Regions from separate parts of the Mus musculus genome. Here region 2 is linked to region 1. A link is a contact called in ENCODE Hi-C or POLR2A ChIA-PET data. All regions are on one chromosome and are shown on one strand. Each heading gives the region's core, a stretch centred on a gene start or an enhancer-like site at or near the end of the contact. The rest is flanking DNA. Distances are from core to core; before and after follow the strand shown. Region 1 has its middle 13 kb from the start of Gm31988. Region 2 holds the start of Plxna2 (plexin A2).

Evidence for each region. Hi-C counts contacts between places; a loop is a spot of excess contacts on that map. ChIA-PET counts read pairs that join two places held with the same protein, here RNA polymerase II (POLR2A).
Region 2: a loop to region 1 is called in a map of left cerebral cortex, with 3 times the contacts of the local background. The contact joins the promoter of Plxna2 here to the enhancer-like site in region 1. A Hi-C loop is called at or near these places in 3 of 37 maps with a recorded cell type or tissue (heart and left cerebral cortex). POLR2A ChIA-PET finds 5 or more read pairs at or near these places in 1 of 5 experiments (embryonic stem cell).

Annotation. Positions count from the first base shown.
Region 1 is chr1:194,266,953-194,269,987 of GRCm38, forward strand. No RefSeq gene overlaps it. Among named protein-coding and RNA genes, the nearest start is that of Gm31988, 13 kb to the left of the region's middle. Within about 2 kb of position 1,604, at least 1 of the 3 ENCODE cell types and tissues checked has a DNase peak (open chromatin) inside an H3K27ac peak, as active enhancers do; it is left cerebral cortex, where a contact is called at or near this core.
Region 2 is chr1:194,618,202-194,621,236 of GRCm38, forward strand. It overlaps Plxna2 (plexin A2), which reads left to right and starts at 1,628. Exons shown (of 32, transcript NM_008882.2): 1 at 1,628-2,196.

The sequences.
Region 1 (3,035 bases), core at 354-2,853:
CACACACAAGTGCATGAACACACACACACACACCAAACAAACAAACAAACAAACAAACAAACAAAAGCAGATCACAGTATCAGAGTCCTGAATTGAAGTATTACTTCTGAATAATGTACTTTCCACAGAGTGAGAAATTTATCAGCAGGCTAAGTTCATGCAACACCATCATTAGTAGGTCTATTGGCAAAACTCAACTCTTCATATGAGATCCAGACTGCCCTTGACCTCAGCCTGAGTCCAGACTCAGCAATGTACTTCTGTGTGGTTCAGAATTTGTGAGGACTGCAGGTTCCCCGCACATCAACAGCAGGACCTATGATGATCAAATCTGTATGGTTGCCAAGTCTCCAGTGATTCCCAGATTGCTGTCTGTTCACTAGTCTATGTGTAAAGTCAACAAATAGAATGTCTAAGAGGACCATTAGGCATCATTCATCCCCATACCATTCTAAGCTAGAAAAAAAATTTCTAAAGAAGAGATACTCAGGGTAAGAATGTGGATGCACTTAGATTGGAACCTAGTTGGACAGACATTCTTGTGAAGTGTACACATTAGGAAGGGATGCCCGTCAAATTCTTTTTTAGAAATACTCAGAGCCATTACTTTATTCATGGTATGTTTCACCTAGAAATTGTTTCCTGTGGTCTTACATCATCATTTTATACATATGCCCAACAGTTCAATAGAGACAAAGAAATGTGCTGTCAACAGCCAGATGCATCACAGAAGCTGAGAGTTTAAGTTGTAAAAATTGTATCATGCTAGCTCTATGTTCTTACCTGAGAAACAGATGCTCCCCAGTCCACTTCCAGGGCACCACTCTGGTCCTTCTGCCCTCAAACTGAACTTGCACTTTCTTTTGAAACATAAATTAGTGGGTCCACAAGTCATCAATTTGAAGGCACTATCCACTTCATTTTATGAATGTAGAAGTCTTCACAAAGAGGAAGAGAAAAAGGAAATGAAAAAAGAAAAGATAGAAAGCAAGAGGGAGGGTGTTGGTTAACCTCATCTGAATAGGGAAAGAAGAAAGGGGACAGACCCAGTCAAGTAGACAAAAAATGTCTCAGGACTAACACCATGTTGTCTCATTTTTCTAGCCCTGGAATAAGAAGTTTCACTCTCTCATTTCTTCACCCAAAATAAAACTTGAACTTCTCACTTCCCCATCATTTCACTTCTAGCTCATATTGCACAAGTATCTTCCACACCTACTTATGGGACATGTCTGGCTCACTCCCTTAGTCTTGAATGTCACAAGAAGTTCTGAGATTTGCTCAGTTGCAAATATATTTCACCAGTTTCTTTATAGCTCCCACACACTCTTGGGTTTTAAGTTACTTTAGCCTTTCTGGGTCCAGGCTGCTGCTGTGAGATAATGATATAAAACCCCAAGTTCTGACTGTGAGTAACTCAAGCCAGCAATCATTCCATGAGCCATCAGTCTCTCATGTGAAGAATGACCATTCCTGGTCTTAGAGTCAGACTCTCTTTTCTTTATTATTATGATATGAAGATATTATTTGAGTAAATTGTAAGTTTATCTGCATAGATCATCTCTGCATTTGCAACTTTTTAGCTTCCAAGTTTCTTATCCTCAGCTATAGACTCTCATCCCACAGGGTGCTGTCAGCCCTAAGCAAAACCTGCCAAGAGAGATCACTGTTTCTCATGACTTGGTACCAGAGACTTTTTCTGTCTATCTGGTTCTCCCTTTTACATCTCTAGAAAATAAATCTAACTTCCCCCTGGGTTCCCTTCCATTACATCTGTTTATTAAGTGCTCAGTGAGCACTGGTCAGAGACTGAAAAAGGACTGCAGGCTTTGAAAAGATGTATAAGGCACAGTGCCCACACTGAGAACTTCCCATCCAGAAGGACTAAGTGGAGTATAGAAAAGATCATGATGTCAAACATGCAAACCATGTTTGCAAAATGGGTATAAAGTTGGGTATGAAGGACAGGGATAAACATAGTGATTTGGAAGTCATGTTTGCAGCAGATTTAATAAGATGTTGAGGGTTGTAGTATTTAGAGTGTGGGTAGACATCTATCTACATTTTTAAAATGTACAAAAGTAGGAGCAGTGATGTAATGGGTTGAAGTACAGGTGGCTTTTTACATTGGATACAGCAATCAGTTCAAGTAACTTAATGAAAGCATGCATTGCATCTTTATGAATTGATTACGATTGGTTATCTCAGTGGGACAGCAATAACAGGGTTCCATGTTGGCTTCTCTGCAGTTTTTCTCCCCTGCTTTCTCCTACTTATGGAACAATAACTTCAGAACCAATAACCATATCTCCATTCAATTAAAATGCACAATGTGCCACACCTCTTAGATGAATTGTCCAAGTGGGAAATAATCTGTGAAAATTCTAGAAAACATTTTTCCTTCTTTCAGACAGTATGGCTGGTCACTGGCAATAGGGCATGATGTGACAAGATGAACTTAAACACTATTTGAACTGAAAATTAAAGGGTTATGTGCCCATCTATTTAATTTTCAGATATTTCTATACTTTTCGATAGATAAATCCTGCCACTCTTACCTGGAAATCCTAAAGTATGCATTAAACGACAACCAAGTTCCAGAGCTATTTTACAGTGAGCCCCTACACTTGTGAATGCTAGTGTTAGGGATTACTTGTTCCCTGGTTTCGTCTCTAGCATGATGCCTGCCCTGTATTAGATGCTCAGCCTATTGTCTATCAACTGAACAGATGTTTGGTTAGTTCATGAGTAGATGAGAATGAGAAAGAACAGAGTGGAAGAGGAACGAATGAGGAATGATTAAATAAACATAAAAGCTGTGTGAATTAGGCATGAACGAAAAGAGGTTGAGTAAGTAATTAGGAATAAATGAATGAATGATAACTTTGTTACTAAGTGTGTGTCTTTGTGTGTGTGTGGGGAGGGATAAGGCTGGCACTTGTGGAGTTGAGAAGCATCTCAGGCAGTTCCTAGGTAGTGTGTGCCTCTCTCTTCCTCCTCTGCCTTCTATGCTCTAATAACTGACCAAACCCCAC
Region 2 (3,035 bases), core at 378-2,877, 350 kb after region 1:
GAGGAAGAATAAATGTGAGAATCACTGGGCATTTTATCAAAAATAAATGTTACATAAATTCAAAGGACAAGATAGGTGTGCATCACAGAATTCAGATTCTTTGTGGCTCCAAAGGACAAAATTGGCAACAGCTAGTGAAACTTACCGGAAACAAATTTTAGGCAATTAATGAATTGATTAATTTAAGAGTTTTTAAATGAGGTAACCATGTTTTGTTTTTAAGAATAGCTAATTGGACCAGGTATCCAGTGTGGTGGCATATATTTTTGAGTCTAGCACTTGGGAGGCAGAGGCAAGCACATTTTTGTGAGGTCTTAGCCACTATGGTTTGTAGTAAGGAGTTCCAGGACAGCCAGAGATACATAGTGAAGAAAACCAAACCAACCAAACTACCAAACAGCCAACTCTACATCCCAAAATCCCGTGTCTCTAATATAGTTGATGAAAGTGATCTTCTCTTCTCTTCTCTTCTCTTCTCTTCTCTTCTCTTCTCTTCTCTTCTCTTCTCTTCTCTTCTCTTCTCCTCCTCCTCCTCTTTCTTCTTCTTCTTCTTCTTCTTCCTCTCTCTCTCTCTCTCTCTCTCTCTCTCTCTCTCTCTCTCTCTCTCCTACTGAGAATTCAGTCAACTGTTTTTATATGCTTTCAGAAGCATCCCACATCCCTCTTTCTTTTTATACCGGTGAAGAGTATGGCCACAAGAGGGCAGTAGGGGACATTTGTCAGACACTTTGATGTGTTGAGTAAACTCGGTGTGTTCAATCTCCATCGGGGAATTCGAAGACCCTGAGACCTTGCAGGGGTATAGCTTGCACAGGCCCTCGCGGGAAAGCCGTAGCCGCAGTTGCAGATTCACAGACTACGAACCAAGGAATCAAGACCCGTGAGCGCGGAAGCAACCAGGACTGAAAAATCCTCTTTTCTGGGGATATTAAAGTTGTCTTAATCTTCTAGCCATTACCCTCTGCCTCCAGTACGAGGCGGGCTCGCGGGTCTGGATAATGCAAACGCTCCTGGTACTATGGTTTCCACAGCACCCACCCGAGTCAGCCCCTACCTCCTTTTCCAATGGAACAGGAAACCGGAGATGCAAAGCCAGACTCCTCTTTAAAATGTAGAAATAATTATCAACAACTTCAAACCTCTTTTGACAGCTCGTTGGCTTTCTAGAATTTGTAGGGTAGAGAAATTTGCTGTTCCGAAATCCGACACCCCATCTCAAGCCCATCAGTAATATATGTCCCTCCACACTCACCCCTAGCTCACAGGTGAAGAGAAAGGAGGGGAGGCTTTGCTTGGTGACAGGTGACGCCACGCGAGGGGATGGGGTGCTCTCATCACTCTGATCCCCTCCCGAAGCCTAGCCAGCTGGCTTACCAGGCCCCAAGACATGAGTCCCTAGACCCTGGTACAACCTTTCTGGGCCCTTGACTACTGACAGTGTCTGGTGGTCCAAACTGAGCGAGCAGAACGCCTGCAGAGCCGTAGCTCTGCCGGGTTCTTGGGTGGACCAGCTAGGGTATTCGGTCTGCGCGGGCGGGGCGCGTGGGCGGGGAGGGGGTTAACGCGGCCTCTATGATAATGAGCTGAGCGGTAATATAGGAGGCCGGCTGAGGGCGCCGCCACCGGAGCTGAGCTGAGCCGCGCTGCGCGCAGCACTGTCCGCGCAGAGCCGAGTGGGGGCGGCTGGAGCAGCTGCTGGGATCCTTCAGCTGAAGACGAGCGATCAGATCTGGTGGACCCGTGAGCCGTGGAGCCGCGGGGAGCTTATGGGCCCGGTCGCAGACAGAGCTGGCAGCGGTTCCTGGAGGAAATAGGGCCGAGCAAGCCAGGAGCAGAAGGGAAGGAAGCGCGGGATCGCTGATGTCAGAGCAGCCCGGAAAGTCGTGCTGGAGAAAACTGAAGACACCCGGCTTTGAGCCGCCCCGGAGGGACCCTGCGGGACCCCACGCCCCTTCACAACCGGGTCCCTGCGCACAAGCGACTGGGACGAAGACGCGAGGAACCATTCGGGGGCCACCCCAGGAATACAGGCAAGCGGCCGGCGCGGGCCGAGGATTTTAATGATCCTGGGTTACATGTGGAACTGGCTGCCAGTGTGACTCCCGTCAGGCAGGACTGGGCGCACGCTGCCCTGGGCAACCGCCAGTTGAGCGGACGAAGAGGGGACGCAGGGACAGACAGACACTGCCGAGCTGGGTAAGCAGCGCCCTCCGCCCTTTCCCCGAGCGCGCTCCCGCGGCGGTTCCTCCGGCGCAGCCTCCTCAGGTCCCCTTGGGGTCCCGGCCCCGGCCCCGGCTTGGTTGTGGCGGCGAGTATACGCGCGTGATCCGCCACTTTCGCAGCTGCAGTCTCCTGTCCAGGCTTCCGGGCCATAGACTCCAGCGGCTCTGGTGGTTCCGGCGCTCCGTGGCGCGCTTATAGCGCGCACCTGCCGGCTGTCTGCAGCTCTGGGGAGCGCCTGAGCGACGAGGTCGTCCCAGGGTTGGAGCCCAGAGAGGGCCTCCGTGGCACTAGCAAGATAGCCTGGAGCGACTATGGCCGGAGGCCGGTTGGGGGGCGTTCACCAGGCAGTGTAGTCCCGGGTGGCCGCTGGCTGTTCCAGTGGTTCAGTAGACTGGGAATCACCGGGAAGGAGAAGGCATCCTTTGCGTGCGTTCCGGGAATCTGTGAGAACGGTTTGGAAGCACTGTAGTTAAGTGTTCCTGTCCCCATCCCCCATGGCATAGTGCCCAGCTGGGGCCAGCCCCCTTGGTTTGAGCAACAGTGGTGCTGGTTGAAGTGGGAGTTTGTCCAGAGTCCAAGAGGCTCCTTAAAGCTCATTTCCCTCCATGTACTCTTTTTTGCCCTACCTCACGAAGTGATAGGATCTTAGAAAATTCCAGTTTCTTTTACTCATAGGTAGTCTTCGTAAATGTTCATCTTGAGCTGTATGTCAAAAGCTGAAAATGTCATTCCTAGGGCCCTCAAAAATGCCCACCTGTTTAACATGACCCTTGCCCTAGGAAGGGCTATCTCTTCAAATAGCTCAAGTAGAG